Regions from separate parts of the Homo sapiens genome. Here all the other regions are linked to region 3. Evidence: chromatin contacts called from ENCODE Hi-C or POLR2A ChIA-PET data. All regions are on one chromosome and are shown on one strand. Each heading gives the region's core, a stretch centred on a gene start or an enhancer-like site at or near the end of the contact. The rest is flanking DNA. Distances are from core to core; before and after follow the strand shown. Region 1 holds the start of DENND2B (DENN domain containing 2B). Region 2 has its middle 22 kb from the start of DENND2B. Region 3 overlaps DENND5A (DENN domain containing 5A).

What was found. A loop is a pair of places that touch in the nucleus more often than their neighbours do. ChIA-PET counts read pairs that join two places held with the same protein, here RNA polymerase II (POLR2A). Pooled maps may share reads with other maps.
Region 1: a loop to region 3 is called in a map of ascending aorta, with 4 times the contacts of the local background. The contact joins the promoter of DENND2B here to the enhancer-like site in region 3. A Hi-C loop is called at or near these places in 1 of 168 maps with a recorded cell type or tissue (ascending aorta), 1 of 37 single-sample maps with no recorded cell type and 16 of 50 pooled maps. POLR2A ChIA-PET finds 5 or more read pairs at or near these places in 2 of 52 experiments (BJ and WTC11).
Region 2: a loop to region 3 is called in a map of IMR-90, with 5 times the contacts of the local background. The contact joins two enhancer-like sites. A Hi-C loop is called at or near these places in 1 of 168 maps with a recorded cell type or tissue (IMR-90) and 4 of 50 pooled maps. POLR2A ChIA-PET finds 5 or more read pairs at or near these places in 1 of 52 experiments (Panc1).

Annotation. Positions count from the first base shown.
Region 1 is chr11:8,808,892-8,812,142 of GRCh38, reverse strand. It overlaps DENND2B (DENN domain containing 2B), which reads left to right and starts at 1,469. Exons shown (of 20, transcript NM_213618.2): 1 at 1,469-1,626. DENND2B-AS1 (DENND2B antisense RNA 1) reads right to left here. Exons shown (of 5, transcript NR_120590.1): 5 at 1,867-2,066.
Region 2 is chr11:8,830,848-8,834,031 of GRCh38, reverse strand. It overlaps a transcript of DENND2B not described here. Among named protein-coding and RNA genes, the nearest start is that of DENND2B, 22 kb to the right of the region's middle. RefSeq lists enhancers at 590-1,390, 1,122-1,441, 1,391-2,192. Within about 2 kb of position 1,376, at least 9 of the 41 ENCODE cell types and tissues checked have a DNase peak (open chromatin) inside an H3K27ac peak, as active enhancers do.
Region 3 is chr11:9,135,768-9,138,992 of GRCh38, reverse strand. DENND5A (DENN domain containing 5A) reads left to right here. Exons shown (of 23, transcript NM_015213.4): 23 at 1-168. Among named protein-coding and RNA genes, the nearest start is that of SCUBE2, 46 kb to the right of the region's middle. RefSeq lists an enhancer at 785-974. Within about 2 kb of position 1,517, at least 15 of the 41 ENCODE cell types and tissues checked have a DNase peak (open chromatin) inside an H3K27ac peak, as active enhancers do; they include ascending aorta, where a contact is called at or near this core.

The DNA of each region.
Region 1 (3,251 bases), core at 220-2,719, 330 kb after region 3:
GAACTTGGCTGATCTCTTAGTTCTTTGACTGCCTAACTGTATAAGTGCAGATCAAATGTTTAATCTCTCTGAGTCTCAGTTTTTCCATCTATAAAATGGTCATAAGGCCAGTATGCTGGCTCACGCCTGTAATCCCAGCACTTTGAGAGGCTGAGGCAGGAGGATTGCGTGAAGCCAGGAGTTCAAAACCAGCCTGGGCAACATAGTGAGACCCTGTCTCTATAAAAATAAAAATTAAAAAAGTAGCCAGGCGTGGTGGTGCATGCCTGTAGTCCCAGCTACTTCAGAGGCTGAGGCAGGAGGGTTGTTTGAGCCCAGGAGTTTGATGATGTAGTGAGCTATGATTGCACCAATGCATTCCAGCTTGGGCAATGGAGCAAGATCCTGTCTCTAAAAGAAATTTAAGAAGAATAATAAATAAACTTGAAAAAATGGTCATAAAAATATCTGTGCAGTGTATTTCAAAAGGTTATGAGGATCAAACAAAATGATACATGTAAAAAGAATGTTACAAAGCAGAAATGTATGCTGGGTAGGGGGGAGAGGAAGGGACAGGATGGGGATGGGGATGGGACTAAACTTAGGGGGTCTGCCGTGTCCCAGGGACTGTGCTCATTTTCTGACAGGAGCAATATTATTACCGACTGTGACAGCAGCTCCCACTAAGCCTGCACCTTAGCTGCAGATCCTTAGCAGGGCAGAGAGACAAGGCTGTATTTGTATCAGGTTTGTCGTCTGGGTTGTGACTCTCGACTTGCCCAGGATTCTTCCTGGTCCTGACCGAGTTGTCTTTGCTCTCCATTTCAGGAAGATGAGAGACTGCTTAGGCGCCACCACTAGTACCATGAGTCCCTGCACTGGTTAAAGCCATCGCCACAACCTGGACAGGCAGCAAGGTAAGCAGAGAGGCCAGTCCAGGCGAGCTCCTGGGATGTGAGTGCATTTCCGCCCCAACTGCTGCCCGGAAAAATCCCAAGTGCACAAACAAGTCAAGGCAGCGCATCAGGGTCCCTCCTACCCGAGCTCCAGGACCCAGAGGAAGCTGGGTCCCCTTCAAGCGCTTCAGCTAGCTCCCTCCCCCCTGGCAGGGATTCTTCCAAGTTATAAAAAATGAGACACTGGAGGGGAAGAAAACAAGTCCACTCACTGTCTTCTCCCTTCTCCCCTCTGAGCTGTTCAAGCAAGTTCCCAGGAGCAGTTCAGAGCCCCTGTTGGACTGGAAGGGAGGTAGGAGGAGTGGAATGCATGCAAAAACCGAGCTGATCAAAAGACAGTGCTGTTTCATGGAAGCCTCCCAGAACTGAGAGAGAGAGAGAGAGAGAGAGAGAGAGAGAGACAGTGAGAAAGAAAGAAAAAGAGAGCGCCCTTGTGCACGCGCTAGGCCAAGAGCGCGCCGCTGTGCGCGCGCCCGCCTAGCGAGGACAGGGTCTCCATGACAACCGGCCTGGCCGGCTAGCAGTGCTCTGCTCACTTGGCTGCGAGGAGCGCCACGAAAGGTCAGAGGAAGGAGCTGTGGGAAGCTCGCAGCAGGTATCGGAGCTTAAGCCAGTGGATTTGGGGGCCCTGGGCTCCCTAGCCGGCTGCGGTGTGAGAATGGAGTGGGCAGGAAAGCAGCGGGACTTTCAGGTAAGGGCAGCTCCGGGCTGGGATCATTTGGCCTCCTTTCCTGGCCCTTCTCTCCGGCTGTTTTCTGGGAGTCAGGCGAGTGTCTGTAGTCTCTGCTCGGGGTTTGGGGCTCAGGAATGATGTCATGCTCCAACAGTTGGATTCTATTAGCTTAAGGAGGAGGGAAACAGCCAATTTTCTTGACTTTGCAAATCTAGCTGATCTCACTCTTGCTGAATCTGAGGTGTTTAGACTTCACTCTAAAAAGCATCATTTTACTTTTATTTAGCACAAAGGCACAGGATATTTTTACAGGAAGAATCTTTTATATGGAAAAATCTGAGTTAACATCACTCCCGTGGTGTTTGTAGTTCTTACAGGGAAACTCCAGTGCCTTTTGAGCCGCTTGTTCGTCCTAGTGAACACTGTCTGTTTTGTCTCTTGGTGCTGCTATGTCTGACCTGTAATGGAAAAAAAAAAAAAAAAAAGGCTAATTAAGCTCAGCCAGGAGCCTGTGGTGAGTTCCAAGTCCCTCTAGAGCATTTATTAGGACAGAGGGACTGTCACAGGGATGCCTGAGCTGGGGTTTTGCACTCTCTCTCTTCCAGGCAGCTTGGTAAGAATCAAGCTGTCCTCCCACATCAAAAGGTCGATCACAGACTTTCCTAAGAGGTGGAGGAGGGGGCTGGCTTGGGGTTGGGGGGCCTGCAAACAGGTTTCTCATCCAGATGTCCCAGAGTGAGCTCTCAGCAGCAGCTGCTAAGAGCTGGGGAACATGAGGCACTGTAGTTGTGCCGGGTGGATTCCTTTGGTTACATTTTGACCAAATCTCAGGGCACGCAGTGTCCACGCTGTGCACTCCTACACTGATTGTCCTAAGTTTTGGTAAAACTTGTTCTGACCTAGAGGAGTGGTACATGGTGAGCTGTGTGGCCTTGGAAAGGAGACCCTCCCAGAAAGGCAGTTTTATAGGTGATAGGGTAGTGGGGTTGTCAGTAATATTATGAGGAGGATGAATGCAGCAAACACTTCCTGCAACGGAGACCCATCAGGGGTTGTGCTTCCACTTGAGCCATGTTATGTCTTAAATTCACTTCTTGGCCTCAGGGAACTTTGCAAATGCCTTTGGTTTCTCTGTGGGATGAGGGAACAGCTGCTGTCCTGGTTCTTCAGTTTTTCTTCTTGAACTTTCTGAACAGAATGTCTTTTGTATTCTGGCAAACAATGAGGGGGCATTCTGATTAACTTCGGATCAGCTTGCCAATGCAAGCACTGGCCATGTCCCCAGTTCCGGCTCCCTAAAATGAGTACATGTATACATCGTGGTTGTGGCCTGAGGGTCCACAAGGGTGAACTCCATGGCCCTGGACCTCAGACGGTCCACTTCTGAAGTTATTCCTCTTGCTACATACACTCCAGGGATCCTTTGCTTAGTTGAAACCTACATTTTGCTGGAGGGATGTGGCATAACACTGAGCCAGTGGCCCCTTCAGTTGGCAGTGTAAATCCAGAACCTCAGCCTTCTTTTCTACTTGTGTGTGTAGTTGGAGCTCTTCAATTTTACCATCCCCACATCTGTGAAGAGGGCTAGCAGAGACCCAGTTTCAGGAGCTGCTGCTCCTTCTGTTGGTATAGCAGAAAGAATA
Region 2 (3,184 bases), core at 127-2,626, 300 kb after region 3:
GTTCATCTTTGGTCTTGTCTCTCTGAAAAAAGCAGCATGCATTTTGATCTAGGTTTAAACAGTTAAAATCTGTGGCCACAGGGTAAGGTGAAACTAATGGCTCTAAGTAGCCAACTTTTTACCTTTGCTTCACTGGCACCAGGCTGTGAGTAACTGAACTAACCAGCTGCAGACCCTTATTATGCAATTTTGAGGTAAGGATGGGTGAAATCCTAGGGGCTGGGAGACAGACATGTTTGGCTACCAGAGAGATGACATCAGTTCATTTACTGGTGCTGTGGAGGAAGGGGAGATTCCAGGTGCTTAGCCTTCTTCCTGCATGTGGGGGTGTCCAGAGCCACCCTTAATCCTATTCGCAGCCAAGGTCTTTGCTTGGGAAAAACCATATTTAACTCTGTGCCTCCTGTTATCCCCATAGGGACATGAAGTTGGAAGGGTTCTTGTATCTTTGGCTTCCCGAACAAAGCTTTGAAGAACAGACGTGTGTCTATATGTGTCTCTGTGTGTATTTTGTATTAATGCTAGCAACTGATTAAGGTTTTCAGAGTCCAGGTCGTATATGAGAAGGGGAAGTGTCATCTGGATTTTATGGAATCTGTATTAGGAATTGCCCTTTCCTTGCAAAGGAAACAGTTAATGATGTAATCCACTTTTAAATTAAAATTATTTTATTATTTTATTTTGATATCCTTCACGTGGACACTTAGTATATAACAGGAAGGCATCTTTAATAACTCTTTCTGTGTTCTGCTCCTTCTCCTGTGCTTATCCTAGAACAGAGCCTTACAGGGTCATAATTTGGAGGAAGCACAGGCTTCTGGGAGCTGTGGTACTAACAGTAGGACTAAAAAAAGCCTTATGACCTCTGAAGCATGACTGAGAGAATCAAGCTGGGAGGCATTAGAGCCCATCTGCTCACCAGCTTTGCTGGCCTGTCAGATGTTGGGCTTCCCCTCCGGTTTGCCCTCCTCCCTCAAGATGTGTTAGAAAATGAAGCCTGCTTCCTGGAAAGCAGGTGACGCCAAAGCCTATGCTAAGAGGATCCGACCTCACATCTGCGTGCCTGCCTTGGGCTCCCCTGTGACTGGATTGCTTCGGGTCTCCCTAAGACCCTTGCTGACATTCAAGTGCAGCCGCTGCTTACTGGAAGCCGTCTGGGGCCAGCCCAGGCTTGTTCTGTCAGGGCCTCTTCCCACCACTGTGTCCTCGCCTCCTGTGGGCTTTCACATACAAGGGCCTCACCATCCCTGAATTGCCAGAATCCTTGTTGTGAGAACCCAGTGCCTCCCAGTCAGGGCCCAGGAAGCTGTGGGTAAGCTCTTGGTTTCCTTCTCGGCCAGACACTTCTGGGAAACTATCTGCATTCCTTTCTGCCCAACTCTGCCTCTGGGCTCTGGGGCTGTGTGGGGTGTGGCTGCCTCATGCCTCTGTGAGGAGGAATGCTAGTTCCACTGAGACCAGCCATGGAAGGTAACCAGGAGTTTGAAGGTGGAATTCCCTTTTCTTGCAGTCCTAGAGCCAGGAGCTAGCTTTTCATGGATTGTGATGAGGTGTTGGTTCTTTTTTTTTTTTTTTTTTTTGGAGACAGAGTCTCGCTCTGTTGCCAGGCTGGAGTGCAATGGCACAATCTCGGCCCACAGCAACCTCCGCCTCCCCGGTCCAAGCAATTCTCCTGCCTCAACCTCCCGAGTAGCTGGGACTACAAGTGTGCACCACCATGCCCAGCTAATTTTTGTATTTTGTACTAGAGACGGGGTTTCACCGTGTTGGCCAGGATGGTCTTGATCTCTTGACCTTGTGATCCGCCCACCTCGGCTTCCAATAGTGCTGGGATTACAGGCGTGAGCCACTGTGCCTGGCCGAGGTGTTGGTTCTTTTAAAAATTTTCCAACTTGCTTTCCTGTCTCGCTGTCACTCTGGAAGGCGGGGGTGAGGGGTAGGAGGAGAGACAGTCGGCTCAGTCGGCTGTGATCCATCTTTGGCACTGGAGATGGGTGTGGCAGATACCTTTTGTGAGGAAGGAGCTTAGAGGCAGATGAGAGAATCTGCCTCTTGGTCTTGGTATAACTGGACGTCTCCCCAGTCTGGCTCTGTTGACACTCTGAATGGTTTGTGAAGGCATCCTCTGGCCCCTGAAGGCATTACCATCCTTACCAGGTTTAAAATCTTTCAGAGTGCACCCAGCATCATCAGCTCCTGCAAGCAGAAAGGGCCCAAGGGAGCATGAACACACACTGGGTAGAAGTTAAGCCTGGTTTTTTAAAATTTAAGTTTAAATTTTTAATTATTTAGGGAGTGAATCCTACAGAATTTAATTTTTCCATCTTTTTTTTATGGAGACAGGGTCTTGCTGTGTTGCTCGGGCTGCTCTTGAACTCCTGGGCTCAAACAGTCCTCTTGCCTCAGCCTCCCAACGTGCTGGGATTACGGGAGCAAGCCACCCCACTGTGTGCAGCCCAGAAGTTGAGCCTGAGAGGTAGGCTTATTGCCCTGTGTCTACCCAAGGGTGTGTGTGTGTGTCTGGAAGTGGAGATTAGGAGTGAATGCATCTTATAAACAGGAGAAGATCTGGAGAGACGATGGTGGGGGCTGGCTGTGGGGAGCACAAAAGCTGGGACTTTTGCAGAGGTGTATTTGCTCCCGAGTGGCCAGAAGCCAGGAGTAGTGGGGAAGGTGGGTTTAGGCATGCTAGGTTATGCTTGCATTGCTGAGTACCTTGGGTGTGATGGCCAGGAATGCTTTCCTCTGGGAATTGGGCCGATCTCCTGACAATCCTCCCCATTTTACACCCATTACATACTTATGTGATTCTTACCTATCAGGGAGGTCTTGGGGTCATGTGTTGTGGGGCAGAGGCTCTGAGTCTAAGAATGGGCTGGTCAGCCAGGGGCTCCACCTCCCAGTTTGTTGGCTTCCTCAAGGATGCCATCCTTCTTTGCAGCTGCCAATCTTCACTGGTGTCTGTGCCCTGGCAGGGTATAGAGCCCTTCTCATGGGTGCTCTGCCTCTTTGGGGGCTTGAGAACAGATGGGGCTTAATTTGAAGCAGATTTCCCTCCAGGGCCCAGGTATGAAATATATATTAGAAGATGACTACTGGTCTTGGCTTTTCTTTCTTATGTGTCTCTTTCTTCCTTTTATCTTCCCACTACTGTCAGGCACTGTGAGCAGCTGTTGCTATCACA
Region 3 (3,225 bases), core at 268-2,767:
TTTTATTTATTTAACCCGCCATTGTGTGTTTTTAAGTATTTTCTTTTTTTAAGGAAAGGAAAAGCTTGTCACAATCTAACTGGCTATGTTATTATTATTAAATTTATGTTTTGCAACTTAGAAACCAGCTACAGTATGGCCCACTTAATAAAACACCTGAAACAAAAACTGCATGGATCACTGATTTTTATGGAGGTTTATGAGCAGTGGGTGGCTGCGGGTGCAGTTGGGTCCATCTGTGAGGATGGTCTTGTGGCATCACCTCTCTTTACCAGCAGGCTCGGGGTTGTGGCCTGCCCAGGATGCCCCTGAGGGCCTGGGGTCTCCTGGGTCCTTCTGCCCGCAGTGCTAGGAGCCTTCCTAGCTGTTATGTGGCTGATTCACATGGATGCAGACAGGGTTCTTTCCCCACTCCACAGAGGAGGAGACTGAGACACAGGAGGGAAAAGACCCGGCCAGGGGTGCAGAGGTTGTCACTTGACTGAGACAGGATGGGCCCTTTCTTGAGAGGGTAAGGGAGACCAGGTGTGGGAAGCTGGGGGTCGGGGGAAGCTCTTGAAAGAAAGGTTTGCTTTCCTGGGGATGGCAGGTGGGAGACCTTTATGAGAGGTCCAGCTTCGTTCATTTTTATTCTTCAGGCTGCTTTGGCAGGAAGCTCCAGAAGAAGTGTAACGTGATCAAGTCAGGCACCTCAGACCAATCAGTGCCCTCTTTTATGCTTTCCTGGTTTGCATGCATTTTCCCTTTGCCTGGAATGCCTCCCCTTCACCCACTTTGTGTTTGTTGTACAGGGTTTACTTTAGCAGTCACCTGCTGTGAAGTGTCCCCAATCTCCCTAGGCAGTTAATCATTCCATCCTTGTGCTCCTTCATTTTCTTAGATGCTGGCATCTCCTCTCTGGATTGTCATTGCCTGCTTTCGTGTCAGGCTCAGCCCTTGCACCGTGAGCTCCCAGAGGGAAAAGGGGGATCTCTTGCCTGTCTCCATCCCCTGGGCCTGGCAGGTGGTAAATGCTTCTGAAGAGATGAGGAGAGGGCCCAGAGAGCTGCAGCGCAGCGTCCTGCCTGCAGAGGGGGTGAGAGGCCACACTGCAGCCGTCTGCCTGGAGCCCACGGACAGAGCTTTAGTTCTCTCGGAGAAGGCCGAGGAAAGGGGAAGGAAGGTAGGCAGTACCTCTGGAGCAGGAAGTGGGATTCTTGGCTGGGCAAGAAGGGCAGCATGGAACTCAGCTGTATGTGTTTATATTGTGGGCCTAGGCCTGAGCTTACCTTAAGGCAGGTGCTGGGACCAACTATTTCCTTGCTCTTTGTAACAGCTGATCCTACTCACTTTCTACTGTGTTTTGTTTTGTAATCTTCTGCAAATCTGTTTTGGAATGATGTGTGATATAAGAGAACAGACCTGTTTAGTAGCTCAAGATTTCAAGGACATTTGAGTCAACTGCGTTCTTCCGTGTAGGGCCCAGCCAGGCCTCTCCAGTGGTCCTGGGTAAATCAGGTGTGTTTGGTTCACTCAGCAAGCAGCCCTGCCTGCCTCAGCTTCTGCACCTGCTCTACTTCAGGGCTTCCCAGGCTGTGATTTCAGGGACTGGTAAATAAACAAGCAAGCAAAGGAACTCAGGGAATTACTATAAAGCAAGCACCCTTATAATCACCACTCAGGTCAAGAATAGAACTTTGCCAGCCCCCCAGGGTCCTCCATGTTCCCCCTTCCCCATCACAGTCCCAGCACCTCCCTTCTTCCATCTTAACTTTTATAAGTAATAATTTCGTTGAGTTTCTTTATTGTTTTGTCACCCAGATGTGCATCCCTACATGCTATAGTCTTACTGTCCTTTTAAAAAAACTTGATACATCTTTTAAGTCTCTTTTAATCTAAAGGGTCCCCTCCATCCCTTTCCTTTTCTTACAAATTGTTGAAGATTTTAAGCCATTTGATCTGTAGATTTTCACAGCCTGGGTTTTTGCTCATTTCATGCCCGTGGTGCAGTTCAATATACTCCTTTATCCTCAGCATTTCCTGCAGATCAGCAGCTAGATCTAGACAATTTGCCTCAGGTTGATCCCTTTGATAAGACTCTAGGTAGTGGTGTGCTCATTTAGCAAGAAGCACGTAACATCTGTTTTTCACTTTTGTTATGTTAGCAGCCACTGATGCTCAATGCCTACATCCAGCAAGTAATTCACTGGGGATTGCAGCATGGGGATATTCTAATCTATCATTTTCTCTTCATTTATTAGATGGAATAATTTTATAAGGAGACATTGTCTCTCATCTACTGTTTGATTTCCCAGTAGAGTTTGTGTGGGAAAGGCAGATAAGTGCTTAATTCTTTCCTTTTATTTACCCAACTTTTAAGATATGAACTGGTTCTTTGTTATCCTCAGAAGGTGACTATTTTTTAAACAATATTATGAACTCATGAGTTTAGATGTATTTGATAGGCTTCATCTCATTGCAATTATTATCTTTATTGTCCTGCCTTTGGCCTTTGGGAGCCTCTTTAAGTTGGTTCCTGAGTTGTTCTGACACAACTCTAGTTGTCTTTGATATCTGCTTTGTTTTCTGGTATTGCAAGATGTTCTAGGCTCACTTTATTCATTTTCTGTCCTAGACTTGGAATCAGTCATTTCTCCAAAAAGCCCTGGTTTCCTTAAGTGGGAAATGGTATTGCAAGACCATAATTGGACACTAGAAATTCTCATTGTTACTGGTAGATCATTGGTTCTAGGCCTATTCAGTAGACAGAGCTTTGATTATATTTAAATATAACATTTTTATACATTTAATATAGACATCTAGAAACATATATAGTAAATATGTATTTTTAAAGATAGTGAAGGTCTTGGAATTATATATGTTAAATGCATATATAAATATGTATGTATACATGAGTGTGTATACACACATGCATCTATGGTACCCCATGATTTTACAGTGTTCTTTCTGATTCCAATTCAGGATTATAGGGTGCCTTTGTCCATTTAATGCGGCTACAAAGGAATACCTGAGGCTGGGTAATTCTTAAAGAAAAGAGGCTTAGTTGGCTCATCGTTCTGCAGGCTTTACAGGAAGCATGATGCTGGTACCTGCATCTAGTGAGGGTCTCAAGCTGCTTCCACACATGGTGGAAGAGGAAGGGTGTGCAGAATCACATAGCAAGAGAGGGGTGAGAGAGACGAAGGAGGCTGGGCTCAGTGGCTCACACCTGTATTCTCAGCACTT